7 separate regions of the Homo sapiens genome follow, and all the other regions are linked to region 7. Evidence: chromatin contacts called from ENCODE Hi-C or POLR2A ChIA-PET data. All regions are on one chromosome and are shown on one strand. Each heading gives the region's core, a stretch centred on a gene start or an enhancer-like site at or near the end of the contact. The rest is flanking DNA. Distances are from core to core; before and after follow the strand shown.

What was found. A loop is a pair of places that touch in the nucleus more often than their neighbours do. ChIA-PET counts read pairs that join two places held with the same protein, here RNA polymerase II (POLR2A). Pooled maps may share reads with other maps.
Region 1: a map of B cell shows a loop between it and region 7 (37-fold over the local background). The contact joins the promoter of TFB1M here to the promoter of STXBP5 in region 7. A Hi-C loop is called at or near these places in 3 of 168 maps with a recorded cell type or tissue (B cell, CD4-positive, alpha-beta memory T cell and naive thymus-derived CD4-positive, alpha-beta T cell) and 8 of 50 pooled maps. POLR2A ChIA-PET finds 5 or more read pairs at or near these places in 1 of 52 experiments (activated T-cell).
Region 2: a loop to region 7 is called in a map of CD8-positive, alpha-beta T cell, with 20 times the contacts of the local background. The contact joins the enhancer-like site here to the promoter of STXBP5 in region 7. A Hi-C loop is called at or near these places in 1 of 168 maps with a recorded cell type or tissue (CD8-positive, alpha-beta T cell), 2 of 37 single-sample maps with no recorded cell type and 10 of 50 pooled maps.
Region 3: a loop to region 7 is called in a map of naive thymus-derived CD4-positive, alpha-beta T cell, with 16 times the contacts of the local background. The contact joins the enhancer-like site here to the promoter of STXBP5 in region 7. A Hi-C loop is called at or near these places in 1 of 168 maps with a recorded cell type or tissue (naive thymus-derived CD4-positive, alpha-beta T cell) and 5 of 50 pooled maps. POLR2A ChIA-PET finds 5 or more read pairs at or near these places in 1 of 52 experiments (activated T-cell).
Region 4: a map of CD8-positive, alpha-beta T cell shows a loop between it and region 7 (6-fold over the local background). The contact joins the promoter of MTRF1L here to the promoter of STXBP5 in region 7. A Hi-C loop is called at or near these places in 2 of 168 maps with a recorded cell type or tissue (CD8-positive, alpha-beta T cell and naive thymus-derived CD4-positive, alpha-beta T cell) and 11 of 50 pooled maps.
Region 5: a map of naive thymus-derived CD4-positive, alpha-beta T cell shows a loop between it and region 7 (6-fold over the local background). The contact joins the enhancer-like site here to the promoter of STXBP5 in region 7. A Hi-C loop is called at or near these places in 1 of 168 maps with a recorded cell type or tissue (naive thymus-derived CD4-positive, alpha-beta T cell), 2 of 37 single-sample maps with no recorded cell type and 8 of 50 pooled maps.
Region 6: a pooled map shows a loop between it and region 7 (8-fold over the local background). The contact joins the promoter of REPS1 here to the promoter of STXBP5 in region 7. A Hi-C loop is called at or near these places in 2 of 50 pooled maps.

Annotation. Positions count from the first base shown.
Region 1 is chr6:155,313,004-155,316,517 of GRCh38, reverse strand. It overlaps TFB1M (transcription factor B1, mitochondrial), which reads left to right and starts at 2,034. Exons shown (of 7, transcript NM_016020.4): 1 at 2,034-2,222. The coding sequence starts at 2,090. RefSeq lists enhancers at 1,220-1,269, 1,820-1,869, 951-1,941, 1,940-2,259 and a silencer at 1,690-1,769.
Region 2 is chr6:141,481,987-141,485,525 of GRCh38, reverse strand. No RefSeq gene overlaps it. Among named protein-coding and RNA genes, the nearest start is that of GJE1, 650 kb to the left of the region's middle. RefSeq lists an enhancer at 1,765-1,904. Within about 2 kb of position 1,750, at least 16 of the 41 ENCODE cell types and tissues checked have a DNase peak (open chromatin) inside an H3K27ac peak, as active enhancers do; they include CD8-positive, alpha-beta T cell, where a contact is called at or near this core.
Region 3 is chr6:155,416,790-155,420,347 of GRCh38, reverse strand. All of the region lies in intron 10 of NOX3 (NADPH oxidase 3), which reads left to right. Among named protein-coding and RNA genes, the nearest start is that of NOX3, 37 kb to the left of the region's middle. RefSeq lists enhancers at 1,737-1,796, 1,897-2,046. Within about 2 kb of position 1,792, at least 9 of the 41 ENCODE cell types and tissues checked have a DNase peak (open chromatin) inside an H3K27ac peak, as active enhancers do.
Region 4 is chr6:153,001,088-153,004,283 of GRCh38, reverse strand. MTRF1L (mitochondrial translation release factor 1 like) reads left to right here and starts at 1,575. Exons shown (of 7, transcript NM_019041.7): 1 at 1,575-1,857. The coding sequence starts at 1,599. RefSeq lists enhancers at 1,218-1,327, 418-1,418 and silencers at 1,648-1,757, 1,768-1,827.
Region 5 is chr6:152,300,807-152,304,465 of GRCh38, reverse strand. SYNE1 (spectrin repeat containing nuclear envelope protein 1) reads left to right here. Exons shown (of 146, transcript NM_182961.4): 92 at 2,403-2,597. Among named protein-coding and RNA genes, the nearest start is that of SYNE1-AS1, 78 kb to the left of the region's middle. RefSeq lists enhancers at 2,017-2,086, 2,237-2,636, 2,687-2,736. Within about 2 kb of position 2,330, at least 35 of the 41 ENCODE cell types and tissues checked have a DNase peak (open chromatin) inside an H3K27ac peak, as active enhancers do.
Region 6 is chr6:138,986,669-138,990,301 of GRCh38, reverse strand. REPS1 (RALBP1 associated Eps domain containing 1) reads left to right here and starts at 2,049. Exons shown (of 20, transcript NM_001286611.2): 1 at 2,049-2,772. The coding sequence starts at 2,620. RefSeq lists silencers at 1,818-2,057, 2,248-2,547.
Region 7 is chr6:147,202,488-147,205,818 of GRCh38, reverse strand. STXBP5 (syntaxin binding protein 5) reads right to left here and starts at 1,402. Exons shown (of 28, transcript NM_001127715.4): 1 at 1,137-1,402. The coding sequence starts at 1,286. STXBP5-AS1 (STXBP5 antisense RNA 1) reads left to right here and starts at 1,205. Exons shown (of 11, transcript NR_034115.1): 1 at 1,205-1,406. It overlaps LOC124901422 (a long non-coding RNA gene), which reads left to right and starts at 2,248. Exons shown (of 2, transcript XR_007059803.1): 1 at 2,248-3,003. RefSeq lists silencers at 1,260-1,449, 1,620-1,699, 1,720-1,769, 1,800-2,219.

The sequences.
Region 1 (3,514 bases), core at 785-3,284, 8.1 Mb before region 7:
GCATGGTATAAACCATCCATAAATTCATATTTAGATCTGGGGACAAATTATCAGGAATCTACAAATTCTCCACGCAAAGGTGTTTCACTCATTTAGATTTTAGTTTGTTTTTATGTTGATGTTAATCTTTTAAAAAGCTCATGTGATTATATTTGGGGTCATCTGAACATCCTCTTTATACCTGTTACACAACGTGTGTGTTCATGGTAGCATTAGTGCCAAATAATTCAAATTCACTTGTTTCCAAGCTACTGAAAACAGATGCAGGCAGACTTAATATGTAGCTTCCATATTCTTCCAAAAGAAAGACAAGCGACAATGGAAAAAAAATTGAACAAAGATTTGGTAATAGTTTGACTCCAGAAAACTAATGAGAACATTCAGTCATTACATGGCACACTGGATCACTGGTAGGCTGAAACTTAAAAAAAAAAAAAAAAGAAAACCTGCCAGTTAGCACTAAGTGTCGTGATTTAACAGTGTTCATCCTTGTCAATTAATAAGACCATTTGTATTGGTTTTGTATATATTTATTGCAATTGTTTTAAATAGTCATATGAAAACTGTAAGCTTATGTTTACACCTAGATTCGTATTTCTATATATTTAGATGTTACAAAATTAACACATATTAACTTAAAAATAATAAGCTGATACTTGAGTGTGGCCAGTGAGATCAGAACTCAGAAAAAACACAACTCAGGTTGTCTTCTCTCTGTACTTTGCTGTCTGACTCTGGGCATTGTCAAATGACCTCACCTCCCCTATTTCTTCACAGCAAACTAAGAATAATAATCTCATTCACATGGGACCATTGTGAGGAGTACGGGAAATAATGAATATAACTGTGAAATAATGCTTTGTCAGGTATACTGTGTTTTGGACGATAAGATATCTGAATCAAGAGTTTGTACTTCCAGTCTACATTTTGATGCCACGTTGGGCAAATCTCCTTACCTCTATGGTAGTCATCACTATTTTTTAAAGCTAGGAGATTATCTCAGTTCCTTTTAAAACAGCTTTTATAGAAGGTGGTTGAGTTTTCCACTGGAATTTCAAAGTACTCCTCATTTTTATATCCATACCCATAGTTGTTTCGTTTTCCATTAGCTTTTTTAAAAACTTACTAATTGAGGAACAGAAACTTTAAAATTCATTTGTGATCAACGCAGCAATGTCCAAACATAAGCAGGGTTAAAACAGCAAAATTCTCCCACCTATCAGAGAAACTTTAATTTTTTTTTTTTTTTGCTTCGTTGTTTTTATCTCGTATAACGGAAAGACAGAACTCATATTTCAGTCTTCTCTCTGTTCTTAGCTGTAATCCTAGCAAATCGAATGACCTCTTTACACTGGCCAATTATTCATCTGCCAAATAATAACAGCCACCACTGATCACGTGGGAGCTTACCCAATGCCATGCGTGCACTATGTTCTGAACGTGCACACCAGGCGATCTCTCTCATTTAGTGCTCACAATTTTGAGGTAGACATTAGCTCCATTTAACTGATGAAAAAACTGAGGCTGAACGAAGTTAAAAACCCATCATGCAGCATCTGCAGAGCGGCGGTTCTAAAAACGCCTCACAGTAAGAAAGAATTGCTAACAAACAGTAGCTTTGCCTCTAAGCACCCGCTTTTCCTCTAATATTCACAGACAGGTATTTAGAACGTTAAAGAGCCGGAAGCCCTTGGGAACTTCAGGGCGGGAGTAAACCGGCTGCACCTCTCAGAGCAACTCCTCCGAAAAACCCCACCCTGTCCAGGCCCCGCCTCGTCCCGCCCTCCTGGGCGCTCTCCCCATAGCCCGCCCAGGAGAAGCCTAGTCCACCCGGCTCTCCCCCGGCTCTCACAGGCGGAAGCCGCCGACCACCCAGCCTGCCCTTCTCGCGGCAGGACTTAGCGCATGCGCTCTCAGCACGCCGGGAATTTCCTGTCCGCGGTCATCGCTTCCGGTGGGATAGGTCTGACCAATGGGGCTGACTCCGAGGCGGGCCTTAGGTCTCGCAGGTTCCTCCCCTGCGCGTTTCTTTCGGAGCGGCGGTGAAGGTCCTGGGTGAGGTAGGGTTGGATGGTGCTTGCCGCGTATCATGGCTGCCTCCGGAAAACTCAGCACTTGCCGTCTCCCTCCGTTGCCCACGATTCGAGAAATCATTAAGTTGTTAAGACTGCAAGCAGCGAAGCAGCTATCACAGAATTTCCTCCTGGACTTGAGGCTGACAGGTGGATGGCTTAGCAGTGCTCCCCGGATGTCTCCCCAGTGTCCGTGGGGGCGTGGGCCGGGGGGTCTTGCACGTCCCCGCGGGCGGGTGTCCAGGCACTGGCGTGCGACGGGCTTTTGGTCAGGTCCTTCGACCTCTTTGTATCAGAACTCCGGTCCCACCGCCCAGGAGACACGTGAAGTGCGTTGATTGCTCACAAAACTCCGCGTTCGGGGGGGTGTAGCCTGCCGGCAGGCTGCATAAATGCCAAGCTCCCTAGGGGAGGAAGGGTTCATGGGTCGTGAAAGGCGCTAGTGAATATTGGAATCTGGGTCACTGTGAAATCAATCATTCTGAAATAGTACAGCACATGCTGACTGCAGTTGCTTTACATGCAGTTTAAAGTTACCAGAATTTAAATTGATGCGAGGATTTTATCAATAACTTGGTGAAAAGAGTATCCCTCGTATGATTCGTTTTTTAAACGTTTACCTGTTCAGTCTAAGCCTCGGGGGCGCTAATATTCATTCATAAGTACATATTACACAAGCAACATTGTGCTAGTGCCGGGGGTAGGATATGGGCGTGAACAAGGCGGTGTTTCCTCGAGGAGCTTACTTTTAGCAAGTTTACATTCCCACACCTAATTGTTTAAAGTTACTTTTTATGAGATATAATTTATGTGCAATAAAATTAATAAGTTTGAAGTGCTCAATTTGATGAGTTTTGACGAATGTATTTATATATTGGTTTAACCACCATCACCATTGCTTAGTGATGTTCTATGAGATGAGGTTGCAAAAATATATTACAAATACGTCTACTAAGTCACGGCTGGAGTACTTAGGTTTTGAGATTTTCATATTTCATTCTATTTAGTCCCACTTCAGAAGTTGAAAAGAGCAGTAAATCACACCCAAAAAGTTCATTTTCACTTAAATGAAGCACACTCCAGAAAACATAAAATGTTTTATTTCTTGGACATGTAGTCTTTATTCTGCCTGTACCAATATGACTTTGGATAAAATAATTTAACTCAAGTTTTCTCTTTTTTTTTTTTTTCTTTTTTTAAGATGGAGTTTCACTCTTGTTGCCCAAGCTGGAGTGCAATGGCATGATCTCAGCTCACTGCAACCTCCGCCTCCCCGGTTCAAGTGATTCTCGTGCCTCAGCCTCCCAGGTAGCTAGGATTACAGGCGTGAGCCACCGTGCCTAGCTAATTTTGTGTTTTTAGTAAAGACAGGGTTTCACTATGTTGCTCAGGCTGGTCTCAAACTCCTGATCTCAAGTGATCCACTCGCCTCGGCCTTCCAA
Region 2 (3,539 bases), core at 501-3,000, 5.7 Mb after region 7:
AAATACTTAAGAGTGCTTTCAGTTTTAATGTCTAAACTCTTATCTATTCAGTAGTGGATATTTGCCACTCTCTTCTAGTAAATATCTGGTTTTCAAATAGATTATATGGTTATGTGAGAAAAATCCCAGAATTAAAAAAAAAATCAGTCCTATTAAATTAACCACATACCTCCATCACACCCAAAGTTCTTGCTGCTTTTCCTCATTCTTTCAAAAAAATTTTTTATGGTTTCAAAACTCCATGCTGATAGTTTTTATCTTTTGTAATGATATAAATCAAGAAAATATGTCAGGAAATAAAATTGATATAATTTCAATACATTTATTTTTATATTGTTTTATTTTGTATTAGACTTGATTTTTATGATAAAAGTCAATGAAAGTTATCAAAATTTAGAAAAATAAAAATGAGATGAAATGTATTAAAAGGAAATCTTTAGACAAATTTAAAGGAGTTTAATGAAGCAGAGAATTATTTGGGAATCCAGTAGCTCTCAAGAGCCAGCAGAGTGGTTCAGAGATCTCACTTCTGCAAAGTAGGTAGGCAGTACATATGGACAGAAAATGAAAGTAAGGTACAGAAACTGGTTGGTTACAGCTTAGCATTTTTTACTTGTTTGGACATGGTCTGATCAATTGGCAGCCTGTGATTGGCTGAAGCTAGTCGGCTGTGACTGGCTGAGACCTAGCAATTTGTTACAATATATACTCCTAAATTAGGCTTTCAGTTTGTTTAGTTAAATTGTAGTTTGTTATGTAGGGACCTACGGTACCGAGACAGCCTCAAGCCAAATTTAATTTAATTAAACAATCATCACCTCAATCTTAATCTTGGCAAAGGAAATACTAAAATAAGATGGGCCATTGAGGAATCTTTGAGCCTTCCAAGTAAAATGGCAAATTTCAAGTTACACTGCGTTACTACAGGAACTACAGAGGTTAGAGTTTTGATCAAAGACTTAAAAAATTGCCATCCAGTGAACAGATACCTGATTAAAGTTACCTCTAAAGAGGGCAAATATTTAATAAATGGCAACAAAGAGCTGGCCGGGTGTGGTGGCTCACGTATGTAATCCCAGAATTGTGGGAGGCCGAGGAAGGATGATCGCTTGAAGCCAGGAGTGGTAGACCAGCCTGGGCAACATAGTGAGACCCTGTCTCTACAAAAAATAAAAATAAATTAAAAAAATTAAAATAAATAAGTAAATAAATAAGAGCTCCCAGTTTTTGCTTTAATAACCCAGGCTTGAAATGTTGTGTTTTTTTTTCCATTGGAAAAAAAACATTTTAAGGTTTCACTTTATTTTTGCTGAATTGTTAACATTGCTGAGCTGATTTCACCTAAATTATGGTAAAGATTAATCAGAGACCCTAAACTCTGAAGGAAGTATCTTAACTATTTTTCCAGAACTCACTAACCGCAAGTCCTAGAAAACTCCCAAGGGCAAGTTTCATATTTCTGGCCATATTTTAAAACTGAAATCATTTTGAGGAAAATTCTAAAGCGTTTGAAGAGAAGCATCCAAAAATTTCAATTGCTTCTCTGAAACCTTGGAATCCTGCCTGTTAATAATCTCCATGCTCTTTGCTTAGAATTTACCCACAGAATTAACTGACAGGAAACTGCCCATCACCCTCCACCCTCCCAGTAAGACTGTGCCAAAACACTCATCAGAAGCCACAATGACAAAAATAGATCCAATTGACGACTATGCAGTGACTAAGAAACGGATGTACCGATTTAAGCTATCTTCATTATCTTCTTCCTTGTTTTGATGGCAAAAAGAAAGAGAAAGCTACGTAATAGCATCTGGGCAAAACAGCTTGTACACCAAGTTCTGCCCTATGTAATTTAAAATATTTGAGTTCTTATAACATCCCTGAAAAGCATGGCTTTTAATACAAACACCACATATATACAGTACAGATCATCTAACTATAGTCATGCTTCTGGGCAGAGCTTGCAGCAATAGCAAAAATAATAAAAGAAAATTCTCTTTGTACAGCTGAATGGCTGCACTAGAATTTTCAGTGTTCAGATGTAATTAGAAAACAGCTGTGAAGGAAAATCAATTGTTCCTGGTAGTCAATGGCTAATTTTCCACAATCAAAATAAAGAATGCAATATGACATGTTTGTAATGAGCAAGTAATTGTTTCTCTTTTGTTTATTGTTTTAACATTTTTCCCTTTATTTGTGGGAGCTGTCATTTGCTTGCTTTAGGACAACTTCTCCTAGTCTTTGCTTCTCCCATCCATATTTAAATACTAGCAACTGCCAAAGAGGCTATGCAGTCCAGCTCAGTTTATTCACGATTGCCTTGCTTATGATGGTGATTTGTGGACTTGCAAGGAAATATTGTCCTTGCTTTTATGAATTCACAATAAAGCTTCCATAAACGGAATGATTATTAAACACTAGCATTTATTCATGGGATTTAACTTTGATTCATTCTGCAAAGGTCTCATGTGTCAAAAAGATGCAGTTCCCAGAATTCATTGACCTGCTGCTCCAAGTGCGTCTGCATTGCAAAACAAAACAAAACTGAAACGACCACACGGCCCTTTTTTTATACCCTTCAATCATTGGCATAGACTGGACGGTATTGGTGTAGCAGATGGATAGAAAAGCTCAACCTCTATGGTGCACACTTGGAATTTAGATGGTTGGAAAATTAACTTAAATGCTAGAATAGACCAATGAGAGTAAAATTGTTTTATCATGCAAAAGAGTCTGGTTGAGAAACACCAAGAGGATTAACACTCCTAGGCTGCTTTCAGCTGATAGAAAAAGAAAAAAAAAATGCTTATATTATTTAGTGAAATTAATGTCTATATTATTCTTTTTCTACACTTATATTTTTCTGGAACATTCTTTGAAAGCAAATATAATTGCAGTTTCAGAGAATGAAATGAATAGTAAATAAGGACTGAATCTTAATTGCTGTGTGATCTTGGGACCATGTCTTAGTCTTGGTTTATCTCTATTTCTTTGTGAGAAAAATGATAATTAATATGTGAATATAGGTTCTTCCTCTTCTAATATTATTACATAAAATATATTAGTATATGAATATTTCCAAATTTTAAAGTTCTGGAGGAAAGACATTTTCCATTAAAAAAATGCATGATAAGCCATCAGTAGCCACTAAGTCATAACTAGTTTCATCACATCCATTTAAACCTGTGACTGACAATTTTCTGATAGTACTTCTGAATTTTTCTCAGTCTTTTGTCTCCAGAGAGCCTGTTCCAGAATCTGTGCAGTGTTTATTATATAGCTCCATTTCTTGGCCCTAAAAAGGCATTGTGGTTTGAAGTCGCTGATGATGAGAAGGGAATTCTATATTTTATGAAGCAGAGTAAACTATTAACTGAACCAAACTTTGAACTGAACTTTGAAAACTATTGGCCTACTTCAATTATTATGGATAACAAACCTGAATATATTTTTTGAATGGCTAAGGTGCCATGCAGCTTTTGTTATAAAATTTCAGGAGGCACTCTCCCCTGTGATTCCCTGTCTATCCACTTTTGTTC
Region 3 (3,558 bases), core at 543-3,042, 8.2 Mb before region 7:
GCTTCATGGTTTCCACGACACTAAAAGTCACTTCATGCTTCACAGGAAGATGGTGGTGGATAGCGTGTCTCATTTTCATTCACTCACTAATCCAACTAATATTTCAAGTCCTGCTCAGAGACATGCAAAGTCTCATTGTCATTACACCCGACTCACAATCACCTCCCCCTTCTCTTAACCTCCACCACTCCTTTGCTGCCCTACTGTTATGTCACATATCTTTCCTGTATTAAGATTCGTGAAATAATCTTATTTTCTCTAACAGACTGTGAGTTCCTTGAACATAGCTTCTCTGGATATCTTCATACATATATATATATACACATACAACATGTGATAACTATATATATAGTAAAAATATTGAATAAATCAATGAGTGAATAAATGTCTACATGTCCAAAAAGAATAAACAATGGCTTCTGTACACAATTTTCTTTAAAATTTAAGGGTATTAAGGTTTTGTTTATGTAACCAAAAAAATTCTTCAATGATTTTTACTAAATTCCAATTATTTTACTAGGAATATAGAGGAAAAATCTTATAAGAACCCCCAAAAATTTTAAAATTCATACAGGAGCCTACAAAATCTTAATTTTGCCTCCTTTCTCAGCATTCCATTGTCATTCCTGGGCTCTGCTTGTGGCGTTTCTCAAGGCTTTCAGCACTGCAGTCACCACAAAACCATAAAATAGGGACATTGATCTCTATTCCAAGAAACAGAAACAGTAGAGTAAAAAATATAAAAGCAATGTTTTCATCGCTTATAAAAATGTGAGGGACTATTTGGACACGACTCAGGTGAAAATAAGGGCAGAAATAATGTCATATGGGAGAAAGGAAGCTAAAGTGTGGAATCATAAAATAACTTAAAGGTCCTAATCTCCTAGCTTTGCATAGGACCATGAAAGTCAGTATCTGCACCTCGAGCGGAGATGATTTGTCCAAAGTCACCCAGCTTGTTCACCACTGAGTCAGGACCTGAGCATGTGTTTCTGATTTCTGCTTCAAAGTTCTTTCATGGAAGAAGTGAGGTTTTCATGCTATTGAAAGTTTGGGCTGAAAATTACAGTTCAGATCCAATTCCTTAAGCGTCTGCAGGCATGAGAACAGGTTTAGGAAGTTTCTCTCTTTTAAAGCAACTTTGTGTTGGTTTGAGTATAGCTACTATTAGGCTTATGTAACTAATATTTGTCAGGGCTACCTACATGCTTTTGAGATATAAAGACTACTCCTTCCACTAAACTGTCAGAGTCTATATAATTTTTGAAGTGCCACAGAGCAAAGCAGTACATATTTATCTAACGGTGTCTTCACAATTTTAAGTCTGGACTATAGTTTTCAGATTGTCCTCTTTTGTAATAAGGAAGGAAAGGACAACTCGCATAGGCGTTGAGAGCCAGAATTTTAAGCTTAAATGGTTAACTGCGATTAGGTGGGATTTTTTTTTCCTCCATGTGTAAAAACACTGGTTGGCATAAGGCATACATTTTTACACACAAAACTCAAGTTGCAAGTCTATAGGAAAAAATGTGCACCAAAGTTTTCTCAATTGTCACCGTTGCAAACTAGAACTTCTTTACCCTTCTCCTCTGTTGCATTATTCTAGAAAACTTCTAAGTAAAATGCAGGAGCACAACCAATAAGGCGCCTGCCACTTCCTCAGTGGGAAGCGTCATAAGTAGTACTTTCCATTTGAAGCTGATGTCTTAAAATATCTTTGTTTCTAAGTACTTTTGTTTTGAAAGATCTGGGAGGGGGCGGGGAGTGGAAGGGGAGGGGGAAGAATGGGCAGGAGGGGATTTCCCAAGAAGGCCAAATAACAAGAAGTATAATGATGGCTTGCTGTGATGAAAATGGAAAAAAGTTGTAATACATGAAAGAAATATTTTCAACGCAGAAGTAAGAGCCAAACTTCACTGAGTTGAAGGCAGCTGAGAACGCTGTGCCCCTGTGGGATGAGGGAAGGCTGAGGGTGGTTGAGAATTCTCTGTGATGCAATATGGAGGAAGCTGAATGCTGGGGGTGAAAAATGCCCTCTAGCAATAAAGTCCTCCACCTCCTGCCTAACGGGTATGATTAATTCTACATCACACTCAATTTGTGAAAAGAGCTCTTGAAAAAAAATTAGGACGGTTTGCTTGTGCAAACTGTCAAAATGATGAATGAAATAGGTGTGTATGAATGGGGAGGGAGGGGGAGGATTGCTGACATAAATAGATTGGCTTACACATTTTAGTTCTCCCTAATATCACAGCTGTGCAGTCAGGACTGAGACAACTGCCAACTGCAAGATGCGGTTCGTTTTCTTAACTGCATATGTAGTCTTCAGACTACGATACAACAGATTATACAAGAACTGAGATAATCTCATTTCTTCATAAATTGTCTTCCTTCATCAGCTCCATAATATATAACCATGATAATGGGTATTTATAGTGTGTCCCATGCAAAATGGCCTTTGGGTTCTTAACCTAATATAATAAACAGATAATTCAAATAAAAAGACAGCACGGGCCAGTGGGAACAAGGGAAAGAGGCCAAAAAAGACAAAAAATCCATACTCTACTAAAATATATTAATAAAACAAAGGAGGGCCTGCTCTCTTTTCTAGTGAATGAAAAATGCATTTAATTTAATCTGTTTACTTTGAGAAATTATTTACTTTCACTTTCCCTCACACTGGAGCTCTGACTACTCCTGGAACTGATCATCTCTACTAATCACCAAGATTCCTGCCATCAGTTGGCCTCTTTAGGAGGGGCCATTCATGCTTCTCCTAAAGAAATGTATGCTTCTTGTCTTTCCTCGGAGGGCCTCAAAAGGCCTCAGTACCCCATCAGCCCTCACCATTGCTCTGTGCGGAAGTGACCAGTATTAATATGTTTAATATCTTGGTTTATTAACCACAGATTGCGTGACTACAGTCTTCTTGCAAAAGAGTCCAATGAAATACACAAACATTTTAAAATCTCCCTTCACCTCCCTCCCCAAACTAAACACCTCCCCAACTTTGCTCCCTAAGAAACTCACCATTAAACAGTTGAATATGTCTCATTCCATTCCTTTTCCATGCATTTATATGCATATACCTATACACATTCATGCATAAATAGGGGTGTGTGTGTGTAGAAGGCAGAGGAAGTGTAATTTGTTTTGTTTTTCATTAAAGCATAACTTCGGGCACCGTCAGTGTCAATACCTGATGATCTATTTCATTTTGTTTGGTGTCTTTAGAGTATTCCATAGTGTGGATAGGCCACAATTTATGGAATCATTCTGCTATTAAATAATGTTTCAGGCCAGGTGTGGTGGCTCACACCTGCAATCCCAGCATTTTGGGAGGTCGAGGTGGGCGGAACACCTGAGGCCAGGAGTTGGAGACCAGCCTGACCAACATGGCAAAACCCCATCTCTACTAAAAATACAAAAATTAGCCGGGCGTGGTGTCAGGTGCCTGTAATCCCAGCTACTCGGGAGGCTGAGGCATAAGAATTGCTTGAACCTGGGAGGTGGAGGTTGCAGTGAACTGAGATTGCACCACTGCACTCCAGCCTGGAG
Region 4 (3,196 bases), core at 326-2,825, 5.8 Mb before region 7:
AAAATATATTGTTGAAATGACTTATGTTCTGAGAACTCAACTGAGAGATATACCATGTTGAGTTCAAGTGATTCTCACCATTTCCATGGTTAAGATAAATTCAAAGTTAAGTTCAGACTTGGGAAACAATTGTTCTAATAGAGATAAAAACATCCTGATCAGTCCTGTTCTATCCTCAGATCAGGATTAAAATAAAATGGGTTTCAACAGCAGAACGATTGTATAAAGTTGTGTAGCTTGAATACACAAAGTGAAAAGAACTGAGATAATTAGGTGGAGCCTTTAAGTAGCAAAAAACTATTTTTGCTTCCTGATGTTTGAAGAGTCATTTCATTCTTCCACTCACTCTGCATTTGTTATCGTGCTAAGAGATGAAAAGAGAGAGGCAATGCAAACGTTATTTTCTAAGAATGTTTATACTTAACAGTTTCGATTAGATGACCTAAGGATATTTTAACCTTGATAAGGGTTCCCATTTTTTACCATTTTATTTTTTATGAATAAATTAGAAGTTTCGTACTTCTAATATATCACCTCTCTCAACAGTGAAATACCACTTAGTAGACGCTGCCCAAACCAGTTAGGTAGTGGCAGTTCTCAGATTGAGCGTTTAGCCCTTGCATTCCCAGGACTGTCTTGGTTGTGTTTATTCCCTCATATTTATTTCTCCGTTGAGCTGTGAACAGGTCTTTTGAAAAGTGCAAAGCATTGTGCCAATAAATGTCGGTATTGCTGGCACCTATCCGCTACCAGTTCTTTGGAAAGGGATGAGGGTTGGACTCCTGGAGGCAGATATCTGAAGGCTTTGTTGGGCTGTAGGTTGCTGTAACACGGAATCACTCCACCTCTTTAAAAAGCTGACGATAAGTGGGACTAAGTGAAAATGAATGGGCAGGTGAATAATAAAGTCCTTTGAAAGCAAGTAAATGACGCGGCAGATGAAGGGCACGCACGTCTATTGTGCAAATTCATTCAGTGGTTATCTCATAATACACTTATCAAGTCCTTATTACCACGAACCTCACCCACCGTGGACAAGAGAAACATAAGCAGGAAAAAAGGAGGAGGAATAAACACACGCCTGTCCATAATAAAACTCGCTCTTGAAGACTCAGCGGCAGCCCTGCACCGGAGACTGACGACTTGCGCGGCTGTGACCTCCGCCCTGCAGCGGACCCTCGACTGCCCTGCACTGCGGCTCTGGAGGCCCCGACTCAGTGCATGGGAAAGAAATCCTCACTATCAGAAAACAGAGGGGCAATCTGCTGCTCTCCCTTTCCGGCCAAACACGTCACCCATCAACCGGATACCTACCAAGAGGCTTTCAGAGGAGGCGCCCAAGGTCTCCCAGGCCCGCCCCTCCCCAATCACGCTCCGCTCAGCCCCCTCAACTTTTGGCCTCCGGGAAGTTCGCAGCGTTCTCACGCTTGGCAGGAAGTTCCCGCCAAGGCTTCCGGAAAATCCTTTAAAAAGCAACGCTTGCGCTGGGCGGGGCTTGGTGCGCTCTCACCCTTATCTCCAAATTCTGGGTGTTGTCGCGAGGGCTGCTGTGTCCGGAACTTCCGGTTCCGGTCAGGGTCCGCGATCTCGGACTAAGGATGCGGTCCCGGGTTCTGTGGGGCGCTGCCCGGTGGCTCTGGCCCCGCCGGGCCGTTGGCCCAGCCCGCCGGCCCCTGAGCTCCGGTAGCCCGCCGCTGGAGGAGCTGTTCACCCGGGGCGGGCCCTTGCGGACCTTCCTCGAGCGCCAGGCGGGGTCTGAAGCCCATTTGAAGGTCAGGAGGCCCGAGTTGCTGGCGGTGATCAAACTGCTGAACGAGAAGGAGCGGGAGCTGCGGGAGACTGAGCACTTGCTGCACGGTAAGGGTCGGGCCCGGGGGAGAGGCGTCAGAGCACATTCTTGACTCTTCGTTTGACTTTTCCACTGCCCACACTACCCGAGTTTGAAACTCTTTACTCACTTGCAGCCGTTTTTATTTTGGATCAGAGGTCAGGACATCATTACGTGCTGTGATCCCATCCTCTCCTGTGGGCTCTCTTGTGCTCCTTTGCCACGGCGCTCTGCCGCCTTTTACATGCTTATTAGTTGTGGACTCGGGCAAGAGCTCATTAGCTCAGCAAGGATAAATAAGGCACTGTCCCTGTGATGGGCTCCACAGCGGTGTTTCTCAAAGTGTGGTGTGGAGACCCATTTGCAGTAGTATCAGGGCAGTGCTTGTTAATAGCAGACTTAGGACTCAGAATCTCAGACCTATACGTGGGTAAAGGTACTAAATTGGGAAATTCAGTATGGCCTAAGTATAGAATAGGTGGGAGATGATGTCATAGAAACATGAAGCCAGAAAAATAGTTAAGAACCTTGCAAGACAAAGAATTTGGATTTATTTTTTATAGACCATGGAAAGTTAGCAAATGTTTTTAAGCAGAGAATTCACGTCTTTGTAAAGAAAAGTTAATGGTGGCATGCGCTGAGGATAAATTGGAGTATTCTCCAGAAACGCTGGTGGCTGACAGGCCAGGGAGGAGGCAGTTGAAACAATCCAAAGAAGAAATGGTGATAGGCATAGTTCTGACTCACAAAACATTTTGAGAAACAAGTTAGGATTTAGTGGCTTATGCCCTGAGAAGGATGAGGGAGAGAGTTAGTTCTAAGAAAAGTCTTAGGTTTCTGGCTTCAGCACGAGTGGTACTGTTAATTAAGATGAAAGTATAAAAGTTGGACCGAATTTTTTAAAAAGATGAGTTTTGCATTGAATGCCATATTAAGTTAAAAATACCTGTGAAAAGGAATTCCAATAAAGATATCTGTACTAGTCTAGGAGAAAAAATTACTGACATAGGAGAAAAATTGAGCCCAAATAATCATATGAGAGCTCTCGAGATATACAGTACGTGGTAAATTAAACCTTAGAAGTAGATGAGAACACTCAGGGAAAATGTGTTAAGATAGAAACAAGTCTAACAAGGCCAGAAATACACAGTATTTGAGGAGCAGGCAGAGAAGAAGGCTATAAAAGGTCAAGAAAAAAACAGCCAGAGCTTTGTGACCCTGAAGTAGATAAATAAATGAAGCTGTAGAAGCCAATAGAAAATTTCAAGAAGTAAGAGATCCTTGGCCAGGCGTGGTGGCTCACGCCTCTAATTCCAGCACTTTGAGAGGCTCAGGTGGGCCGATCACTTGAGCCCAGGAGTTCGAGAC
Region 5 (3,659 bases), core at 1,081-3,580, 5.1 Mb before region 7:
CTACTTGGGAGGCTGAGGCAAGAGAATGGCTTGAACCCCGGAGATGGAGGTTGCAGTGAGCCGAGATTGCGCCACTGCACTCCAGCCTGGGTGACAGAGCGAGACTCCATCTCAAAAATAAAATAAAATAAAATAATAAAAAAGATTCCTTCAATTTTTGTATAATGGCAAACCATTGTGCGAAAGCTTGGTGACTTGAAATTCAAGGAGTCCAGTAATCTGCTAGAGCTCTTTTCTAGTATTAACTAGTTGCAGTAAATGTCATTTATTGAGTACCCACGTGCTAGCCACTAGACAAGATATAGTAAATAGCTATTCAATCACTGTTTTTAAAAATCCTATTAGGTTTAATTAACTGCATCCCCAGAGGTAAAGAAGCAATGATGTCTACTTTTTAAATCCTTGTTTTAAAAATTCCTATACTATTAGGAGTCAAGAAGACTGACTGCCTGCTGGCTGAGTTCTGCTGGACTGTTTTTTGCTCCACTCGGCTTCAGTTGGGCAGGAAGAAACAAACAAAACAACAATAATAACAAAATGTGTGTGTGTGTGTGTGTGTGTGCATGTGCACACGTGTTTTGCATACAGTCAGCCCTCCATATCCATAAGTTCTGCATCCATGAATTCAACCAATCATGGATGGAAAATATTTGAGGAGCAAAAAGGATGGTTGCATCTCTGCATGTTGATCTTCTTTTCTTGTCATTATTCCCTAAATTGTACAGTATAACACCTATTTATAATGCATAGCATCTACATTGTATTAGGTATTATTAGTAATCTAGAGATGATTTAAAGTATTTGGGAAGATGTGCATAGGTTATATGCAAATACTATGCCATTTTACATCAGAAACTGGAATATCTGTGAATTTTGTATCTAAGAGGGTTCCTAGAACCAACGCCCCTCAGTTACTGAGGGATGACTATGTGTACATATGTGTGTGTGCATGTGTATATGTGTGTGTATATATATGAATGTATGTGTATGTATGTACACAATTATTTTAAAGACATTACAATTTAATATTTTTGTCACAAAATGTGTTCTTTTTTTTTTTTTTGAGACAGAGTCTCACTCTGTTGCCCAGGCTGGAGTACAGTGGCACAATCTTGGCTCACTGCAACCTCCATCTCCCGGGTTCAAGCAATTTCTGGCTAATTTTTGTATTTTTAGTAGAGACAGGGTTTCACCATGTTGGCCAGGCTGGTCTTGAACTCCTGATCTCAAGTGATCCCCTCGTCTCAGCCTCACAAAGTGCTAGGATTACAGGCATGAGCCACTGCACCCGGCCCACAAAATGTGTTCTATGTGCACAATAAATGACAGCCTCTGAAACAAAGAAGCCAAAAAAAAAAAAAAAAAAAGAATAATAGTTTTGTACTTTTAGGAATCATGTTTTGAAATATGTATTTTCGTTTTTTAAAGATGCAATAAAGTATAATTTTAATATTTGATACTTAAAATATTTAAGCAAGAAAGTAAAACTTTAATATTTTAGAATTACCATACTCCTAAAATGAATCTATAGTTACCTTTTTAAGGGTTATGTGCTATCCAGATTATATTTCCAATAAGCTCTTAATAAAATATTTAAAACCTCTATCTCTCATAATATATTTTTTCATTCTTGTCTGCTCAAAAACAAAAACAAAAAAACAATTATTTTTTCAAAAGCAAGTGAAATTAAAAGACACTAAATCCGAATTGCATTTCAAGTTTAAAGTTCTAGTTAAAGCCTCAGCAACATTTGAGACATGATGAAGTGAGCAAGAAAAAATTTGATGAATATACAAAATTTTTTTGGGGGGTCAATCTGCATTAAAAATTGGGATTTCCATATGCAATATCTAGCCTATCTAAAAAAAATTCTTAGAGACATAGGAACAGACAGGCTATTGAGTATGTGACCCTATGTAAAATAAATGACTGTCATCTCTGTTGAATGTACTCAGTAGGGTAAGAGCTGAGCCTTGCATTTTTTTTGGTGTGGTTTTAGCCATCACATGACCTAATTTCCATGGCAGGAACCATCTGGTAAATTTCAGATGCTTTCTGCTTTTAAAGAGAGTTGTCAGTTCCTAATGTTGCGGAAGTTCATGATTCCATATGGGGCCTCTCGCGATTAGAAACCACTCATTCGGCCTCATCCCCTCATTTCTCCTTTTGTACCGACGCGGGGACGCGGGCTCGGGCACTTTGGCTGTGCCTGCGCCGCGCCGCGCAGCCTGCGGTCTGGCTCGGTAGCGAGATGCAGGAGGACTCGCCGCCTACACATCCTGCCTCCCGGGCCCGCGCGGCTCTGCGCGCTCATTGGCTCGCCCTGCAGGAAGATGAACGCTACTACTTCTGTTTCCTTTTGATGCTGCTCTGACACCCCGGTGGGGGAAATGTTTCCTCAGGAGCTGGCGCAGAAAATTAAGGGCTACCAGGAGCAGATCGCTTCTTTGAATTCCAAGTGCAAGATGCTGACGATGAAAGCCAAGCACGCCACCATGCTGCTGACGGTGACCGAGGTCGAGGGGCTGGCGGAAGGGACAGAGGACCTGGATGGGGAGCTCCTCCCCACGCCTTCGGCCCACCCCTCTGTGGTCATGGTAAGGATCCAGTGGGTCCCCGCGGCTTTGCTCTTTGACTGGAGCCTGGCGAGTGGCTCCATGTTCCCTCTCCGTGGCTGATTTCAGGGACCAGCCTTCGATCTTGCAGATTCAGAGGGAGGAACAGATTCCTTAAGTCTCTTTGACTACCGTTGGGCCGGGCCAATCTTTGACACTGTAAACAATGACAGTTAAAATGAAACTATGTGCTCGAGACAGCTGAATTACTTAACATGTCAGAGGTCTACCCTGTATTTGTTTATAATTTCGCAATAATACTGAGAGGCTCTGAGCTTTAAACAATAATTTACTTGCACAGTGTTTTAGTTGTCTGGGGGATGGGAAATTCATGGCATATATATTTAGTTGTGGTCTCCACGCTAACTAGCTAACTACATATGTGCATGTACTCTACTGTATAAATGTGTAATACAATTTAGAAGAACAGCTATTGTTAGAAAAATATGAAAACAGACCGTCTAAAGCTTGGCTTTGGATTAAAATAAATCAACTTTGTTATTTTCTATTCTGCACCACTATTTTCCTATACACTTGCCATCTAAAATGCATTGAGTATTTTGGTGACTATAATGTTTCCCAGTGCTGTGTGTTTTCCCTTATATGTGCTGTGCCTCAGGTAATGAGTAACCATACCTGAGCCCATTTGGCAATAACAGTACTTTGGGTGCATTTATCTTCCTACCATATTTGAAACTTGAGATGTCCACAAAAGACCAAGCTTTATTTCACAGACCTTTTCTCATTTGTATGATTCGTGATTTTTCCAGTTATTTATAAAGCCACAAACTCTCCAAAGAAAGGAAAATAATGAAGTATTTAATCAACAACAAAACTTCAATGTCATATGCACCCCCATCCCTGATTGTTTTACAAATGATTACTAGCATCATATTCTCTTGAAGACAGAACTTTTAAATACTAACACAGGATTAATATGTGAATTCGGGTCCCAGTAATTTTAACCTTCGTTTTATAATTAACTCTGTTTTGGCCTGTGCCTGAACAGGACTTATGTTAACATAGCTAATTGATTTTCATGTC
Region 6 (3,633 bases), core at 800-3,299, 8.2 Mb after region 7:
TGTGGTTATTAGTGTAAAGCTTTAGAACAATGCCTGAAACTTAGTAATTATTCAATAATTAGCCGTTAAAAATGTAACAGCTATATATGTAATGTCAGATAGTGAAAAGTGTTATAAAGAAAAAGAATTCAGGTTGGGTGCAGTGGCTCATGCCTGTAATCCCAGCGCTTTGGGAGGCTGAGGTGGGTGAGCCCAAGAGTTTGAGACCAGCCTGGGTAACATGGCAAAACTCTGTCTCTACAAAAGCCACATACACAAAATTTAGGTGGGCATGGTGGCCTGGGCCTGTGGTCCCAGCTACCTGGGAGGCTGAGGTGGGAGAATCACCTGAGCCTGGGAGGTCGAAGCTACAGTGAGCCAAGATTATGCCACTGCACTCCAGCCTGGGTGACAGTGGGAGACTCTGTCTCAAAAGAGAAAAAAAAGGAATTCAGATAAGGGGATAGTGCATGGTGGGATTATTTTACAGCAGCTGTTGCAGGAAGGCTGCTCTGAGGAGGTGACATATGAGCAGGGACCTGAAACCATATGAGAGAATACGCCATGCCATGGTTTGTGGAAGGACTATTTTAGATGGCAGGAACAAAGGCCCTGGGGCCGACAAGAGCTGCAAGGCCTAGGAGAGGTGGCAGAGAAAAAGATGCAAAGACAATTGTGAGCCAATCCCTACCCCATTGTGCTCTTTCTGTTTACACCTTTGGAAGGCAGCTGTCTGGGGGGGGTCTGATCACTTGCTGCAGGTGCCCTGAAAGGACACATGAGGGGCTGCTGTAGCAAACTGAAAGTCTTAGAGATGGGAAATAAGCTTAATGGATAGTATATACTTACCTTTATCAAATACTACTAGTCAAGTCAGAAGACATTGACAGGTCTAAAATCCCTTATCTTTCTTAAAAAATAGAAAGATAATAGAATGCCTGTGACTGTGTACATATTAACATTCTACAAAGACCTGGAGTGAAATGAGTAAATATTGACACTAAGTGGGATCCATAAAGGCTAGAAATAGCTTCATGCAAGCTTAGTTTAGATTTTGCCTCCAAATGAGGCAGGGCAGGTTTTACTTCCAAAGGGTTACAAAAAAAAGTCTTTGGGTTTTCAGTGCGCTTTGAATTTTGCAATTACAGATAAATGACTGGGAACCTGTAATAATTTCCTCATATGTGTCATTTATAGGATCCGCACTCTGGGAAACAACTTGTAGAAGACAAAATAAAAACCAGAACTCTGGGTAATTCTGCCTTAGCTCCCGTCTTTGAAGTATTTTATATTTGCTAAGTATAAATTCTTAAGATATTCTACTTGAAATAGCTGAAGAATCCCCTCTCTGGGACAGGTGCAGATTAAAAGAGCGCCACTCCATGATTTTCATAAAGGAGAAAATACGGAAGGCAGCCCCTGTGGGCAGCCCCGGGCCTACATGAGTTGATAGAGTTGAAGGTATAAATGTAGAGTATTAAGTTCCCAGTGACCGGAATGACCTGGTGAACAAAGAGGACAACTTTGCCAGTTTTCCCCTCTATTCAGCACATTTTGTTTCTCAGGTAAACATGGCTTGAAGCACGAGTGAGATGAAGCCTCAATGTTGGTGTCTACGTGGAGGCTTCCCGGATAGCCAGGATGTTCATAGCCCGGATGTTCATAGCCCTTCAGAACAGATGGAAATACTGCATTTATCTTCATCTGTACCGAAAAGGTACAGATAGAATGATAATAACCTGAACAAGGCTCCCCTTTCAATCCAATTATTCAGACGCTTAGGACCAGAAACTGCGAAACATAAAAACTGCAACCCGGATCTTAGTTATCTCGGTCTTAATGAGCTGCCGGCTGTTTCCCACTGCACCCCCCTTTCCGGGGGTCTTGCTGCTGAGATCTCCGCGCAGAGGGCGGCTCGGTCATCCCGCCGCCGGGCGCCGGCCACCAGGGGGCGCTGCGGCCTCCTCCCTCTCCCGGGAGCGGCCAAGCCAGCCCGGTGGGTGTTTCTCTCTCCCTCTCGCGCTCTCTCCTCCCGGCCTCACATCCGGGTCTGGAGCGCGGCCGCCGCTGTCACTGTTGGTGCGGGCGCGTCGGGGCCGGGCCGGGGCACTGTAAATGGCGGCGGAGGGAGGCGGAGCGGCGGCCACGCTCAGCCCAGATCCCCCGAAACTTTAGGTTCGAAGCCCCACAACTTTCCGGGAAGCGCTGCCGCTCCGGAGGCGTGGACGGAAGGGGAAGCCGAGGCGGGAAGTCTGGGGGAATCGGCAGGGAGCCGGGGAGACTCGAACCCGCGGCGGGGGCGGAGTCCGCCAGTGCCTCGCGCCTCCGCGGCCCCCGCCTCTTTCTCTGCACCCTCCCCGCGGCCGGAGCCGGAGCCGGAGCCGGAGCCGTAGTCGCAGCCGCAGCCGCAGCCGCGCGCCGGGCCTCGCAGGCAGCGGCGCGGCGAGCGCAGCCGGGCCCCCTCCTCGCGACCTCCGGGCCCTGTTGCTCGGGCGCACCTGGCGCGTGTGAGGCCGGGGCCGGCGTTTTCGGGAAGCTAGCAGGAGGCCGGGCCACGCGCAGCCCCTGCCGGCCCAGGTTCCTGGGGCCGGGCCCCGAGTAGTGCATGCGGGGCGGGGCGGCCGTGAGCCGGAGGCGAAGATGGAAGGCTTAACGCTGAGCGATGCGGAGCAGAAATACTATTCAGATCTCTTCTCCTACTGCGACATTGAGAGCACCAAGAAGGTGGTGGTCAACGGGCGGGTGCTGGAGCTGTTCCGGGCCGCGCAGCTGCCGAACGACGTGGTCCTACAGGTAACGTCGCGTCCCGGGGCCGGCGGGCGGCTTAGGCCTGCAGTCACTGGCCTCCAGGAGTGGGAGTGGGCGCCGATTCCTTGGGGCCCGGCGGGGGGCTGGTTCCTCGGGGGGTCCCCGCAGCGGGCAGGGGCCGCAGGTGCCCGGGAGGCCTGGACTCGCGCCGCGGCCAAGGGGGAGGGGGTTGCCCTTAGAGGACGGAACTCCTGTGGTGGGGGTCTGAAGAGCCTCAGCCGGTATCCCCCACGACCCTGAGAATCTGTGCTCTGTACTGCAAGAGCTATCTCACTTGAAGGATCTTAGGTTGTTAATGTGTGTGAATCCTAGAACCTGGCATATAGAGAGCTTTTCGGATCCTGCAGAGTAGTAAAGTTATCAGTATGGGCAAAATGGTTTTTTTAATTCTTGGATTAACCGAGAAGACGTGATAAAGTGAGTTCTATAGATTTAGGAATCGAAGAAGCAGTTTTTTTAAAGGAAGCAAAATTCTTAGGGAAATTTTTTAAAATGTGAACTACTTAGTAGTTTTACAAGTAGGCATACAAGAAGTTGTAATTATCTGTAGAACGTGTGTATGTGATGAGACTGAACAATGTTTTTCAACAGGCATTCGAAAGCATTTGTGGAACTTGTGGATTTGGGTTGGGAGATGAGTATTGAACAGCTGGTAGGCAGAAGTGCGTTATTTGCCCTAATCTGAAGCCCTGGAGGAGCAAACCCTGTAGGTTTAAAGCCTTTTTTTATCATATCTGCTTTTGAAACAGAGGACTTCCTAGAAGTTCTTATCTAATGTATGTGGTGAGCATTAATGCTACTCTGTTTAATGATTCATAGCTGCTAGTAGGAGTCTGTCTAAACAGT
Region 7 (3,331 bases), core at 153-2,652:
ACATTAACAAAGTTATTCACATAGAACCTGAAACAAACAAAAATCTAGTCCAGTGATATACTTTAATTTCGCTTTTCCATAATACTGGTATTCCATAGAAGAAAATCTTTTATTAATATTCTATACTACTACATCCGACACCAGATGACTAAAGTTTGCAATGGTCCAAAATTCTGTAAACCCATTAAATGCAATTCATACTTTATTTTGGCAGTATTCATTTCATCATTACTTTATTTGGATGCTAACGCAAGTACTTCTAAGGAAAAGCTGTCATATAATTACTTTAGTCAAGCATTCAGTAGAGCAATAATCAAACCTCTATCCCAACATTTTACACTTGTAACAGAATGAAGATGAGTACAACATACATTTTTGCAATTTACTATTAAGGCCATAATCATTTTAGGGCATTAGACCTATATATATATATATATATATATATATGCACACTTTTAATTAACTCTGACATACAAATACATGGCTATTTATGAGAAAGGCAGGTATTAAAACCGAGGCAAGTTTGTGTTTCTCATTAAGCAGCTGGTGACTTAATTCGCTGCATCATTCTTTCTGAATTACAGAACGCTATGGCAATTATCGTGCCATTAACAGGCAAAAATCTCAGTACTTTTTAACAAACATAATGATAAAAAGAACCCTGTGATTTCATATCGTAAGCCACTTACACCACATTTTAAGGGAAAAGTGATGAGCAAAGGTGTGGTAGAACAGGTTTGGCTTTTTGATAAACAACATTCATTAGACACCGTTTCCAAAGGAAACTTCGAAGTTGGTGAATCATATTAAAACGCTTGAATATAAAAGCTTCCAGGTTATTACTGGCAGTGTCAGAATACGATTAAAGGTCGGATAATAGTTTGAAGCAACCTTGAACTGATTGCTGCATGTGCAAAGGGGAGAGAGAAAAATCAATGAAAAGGAGTAAGGTATCAATCTCCAAAACAACCCACCGAAGAAACGTTTGCCAAGGGAGGAGCGAGCCTTTTATTAGAGTTATTATTATTATTATTGGCGTTCTCTTCCCTTGCATTCCCATGTAAAGCCCGAGTAGCCCCCTTAAAACAACCCCAATTTTTCAATGACGGTGTCGCGGGGCTGCGCGCTCCGTTCACCTTGCAGAGCTGAAAGTGCTCGGACTGGAGCGTTTCCTGGATCTCCGGCTCCCGGTTCCCAGGCGGATGCTGCTGCTGTTGCTGCTGCGACGCCGAGGACGAGCCGGCGGTCAGGCCGTCCAGCACCTTCCTGATGTTGAATTTCCTCATGGTCTCGGAGGGGCTCCCCCGCAGCCCGGGAGGGGAGGCACAGGGGGTCCCCGGGCGGGGGAGACCACCCGGGGCCGAAGGCAGCTTCGACCGCGGAAACGGAGGAGTGGGAGTGTGAGGGTAAGGAGGCAGCTGGGGGGAAGCAAAAGATAATCCGAACAGGAAATACTGCGACGACAAGAGCGGCGGCCGCAAGAAACCTGGGCGGCGACCCCTCTTCCTCCGAGGCCGCCGCTGCTTGGCGCGGCTGCTGTGGTGCCGATTCAGCCGCCGCCGCCGCCGCCTCGCTCCGCGGCCCGGCAGCAGCAGCAGCAGCAGTGGCGGCGGCGCCCGAGCCCGCTCAGCCCAGCCTCACCTGGCCGCGGGCGGACTCTGCGCCGCGCCGCCGCCCCGGCTCGCCCCCGGCGCCGCCACCGTCGCCGCTGCGTCCATGGCCCGCGGCCGCGCCGCTGCTCGCCCGCCCCGGCCCCGCAGTCCCTCGGCGCGTCCTCCGGCTCCTTCTCCTCCTGCCGGGGGTCGCCGGCTCTCTGTCCGCGGCCGCCGCTCGGCCTCGCACACAAGGCGCCTGGTGTGGGTCCCCGCGCCGCCTGCCTCGCCCCGCCTCGCTCCTCCGCCGCTGGACCGGCCCGCCCTCGCCGCTCCCGAGCCCGGCTGCGTTCCTCAGGCGCCGCCGCGGCCGTCGGCTCTCCCCGCCCAGCCGCTCCCCATCGCCTGACAGGGCGCCTCGGCACACGGCACCAACGCCCGCCCGGAGCAGCAGCGGCAGCCGCGGTTACAGCGCGGGCCGCGGCGGTGGCGGCAGCAGGGCCTCCCAGGAGCCGGGCTGCGGTACCTGCGCATGCGCGCCGCAGCCCGGTTCCCCCACCCTGGCCCAGCAGGCCCCCAGCCCCCCAGCCCGAGCGAAGCTGGGGCTTAAATTATCTTCTGCGAAAATCCCAGACGCTGGCTAAATTTCTCCCACCCCAGTCGAGTTGCCAGAGTATGCAGCTGCTTCTCTTGCAGCTGGCATAGTAAAAATGTTGACGACTAACAAGCAGCAGGAAACCTTTCTTTCCAATTCAGTCATTACAGCAGGGGTTGATGCTTTCTCGCCGTTAATGGGGTGCACGCTCCTGGCCGCTGGCTGCAGTATTATTTTTCTTGCTTTATTGACGGGCGTTGTTTTTGTTTGATTGGATTTGAGTTTTGAAAAAGAGCGTCTAGACAACGATATGTCAGTGGCAGGAGGATGATGGACTTAGGTACTAGGAAAAGGAGAGAAACCTAGACGGGAAAAAACGGGTTCTTTCCTACAGCTGTTACTGTTGGTGGAACGTGTCTGGTCTTAGCAGTTAGCTGCTGGGATGGAAGAGGCTGCCAGCGGGGAACGGTTCCAGGGCCGGTGTCAGCCCGGGCCGATGACACTACCCCGCACCCAGCCCCTCGCCGGGGAGGAGCGCGGGTGGCAGGAAACGCCGCGCTGCCACTATTTTTCAGAACCTTCAATCTGCCCTGACGCTGATGAGCCACTCAGTAATGCCCTGGGAGCTTCACTCTAGAACGGGGAAAGGGGGATAGGATGAAGTTTTTGCTCAGATCTTTCCGAGGCCGCACTGCCCATCTCGCGTGAATGCTTGGAGACAAATGCCTGGCTCAAGTTGGAAAAGACAGACAAGAGATTGTGCCGGGGAAACCCCCCGGAGAGTGCGTTCAACAGGACAGGTGGACGGAAGCACAGGTACTTGATTAGGAAGGATGTGGAAATAGGAAAGACGTAAGGAAGGAAGGAAGTGCAGGAAGACTAATCCTAATTCGGGGAGAGGGGGACAGGTTCCTAGCGAATGACTCCTCGCGCGCTCTGGTCTGCGGAAAAGCCACGGAACCGCCACAAAGGGTTTTTTTAAGTTCCAAACCTGTCAGAAGCACCCGCCCTCTTCTTTGTGAGGTCGGCTCCCTCTCCTTTAGGGAAATTCTCGTCACCCTATTGGTTGAGTTAACCAGCATTCAAAAGCAGTCAGCGAACCAACTACGACTGGGCCCAGGGATTTCGGGAAATGTAGTCCACT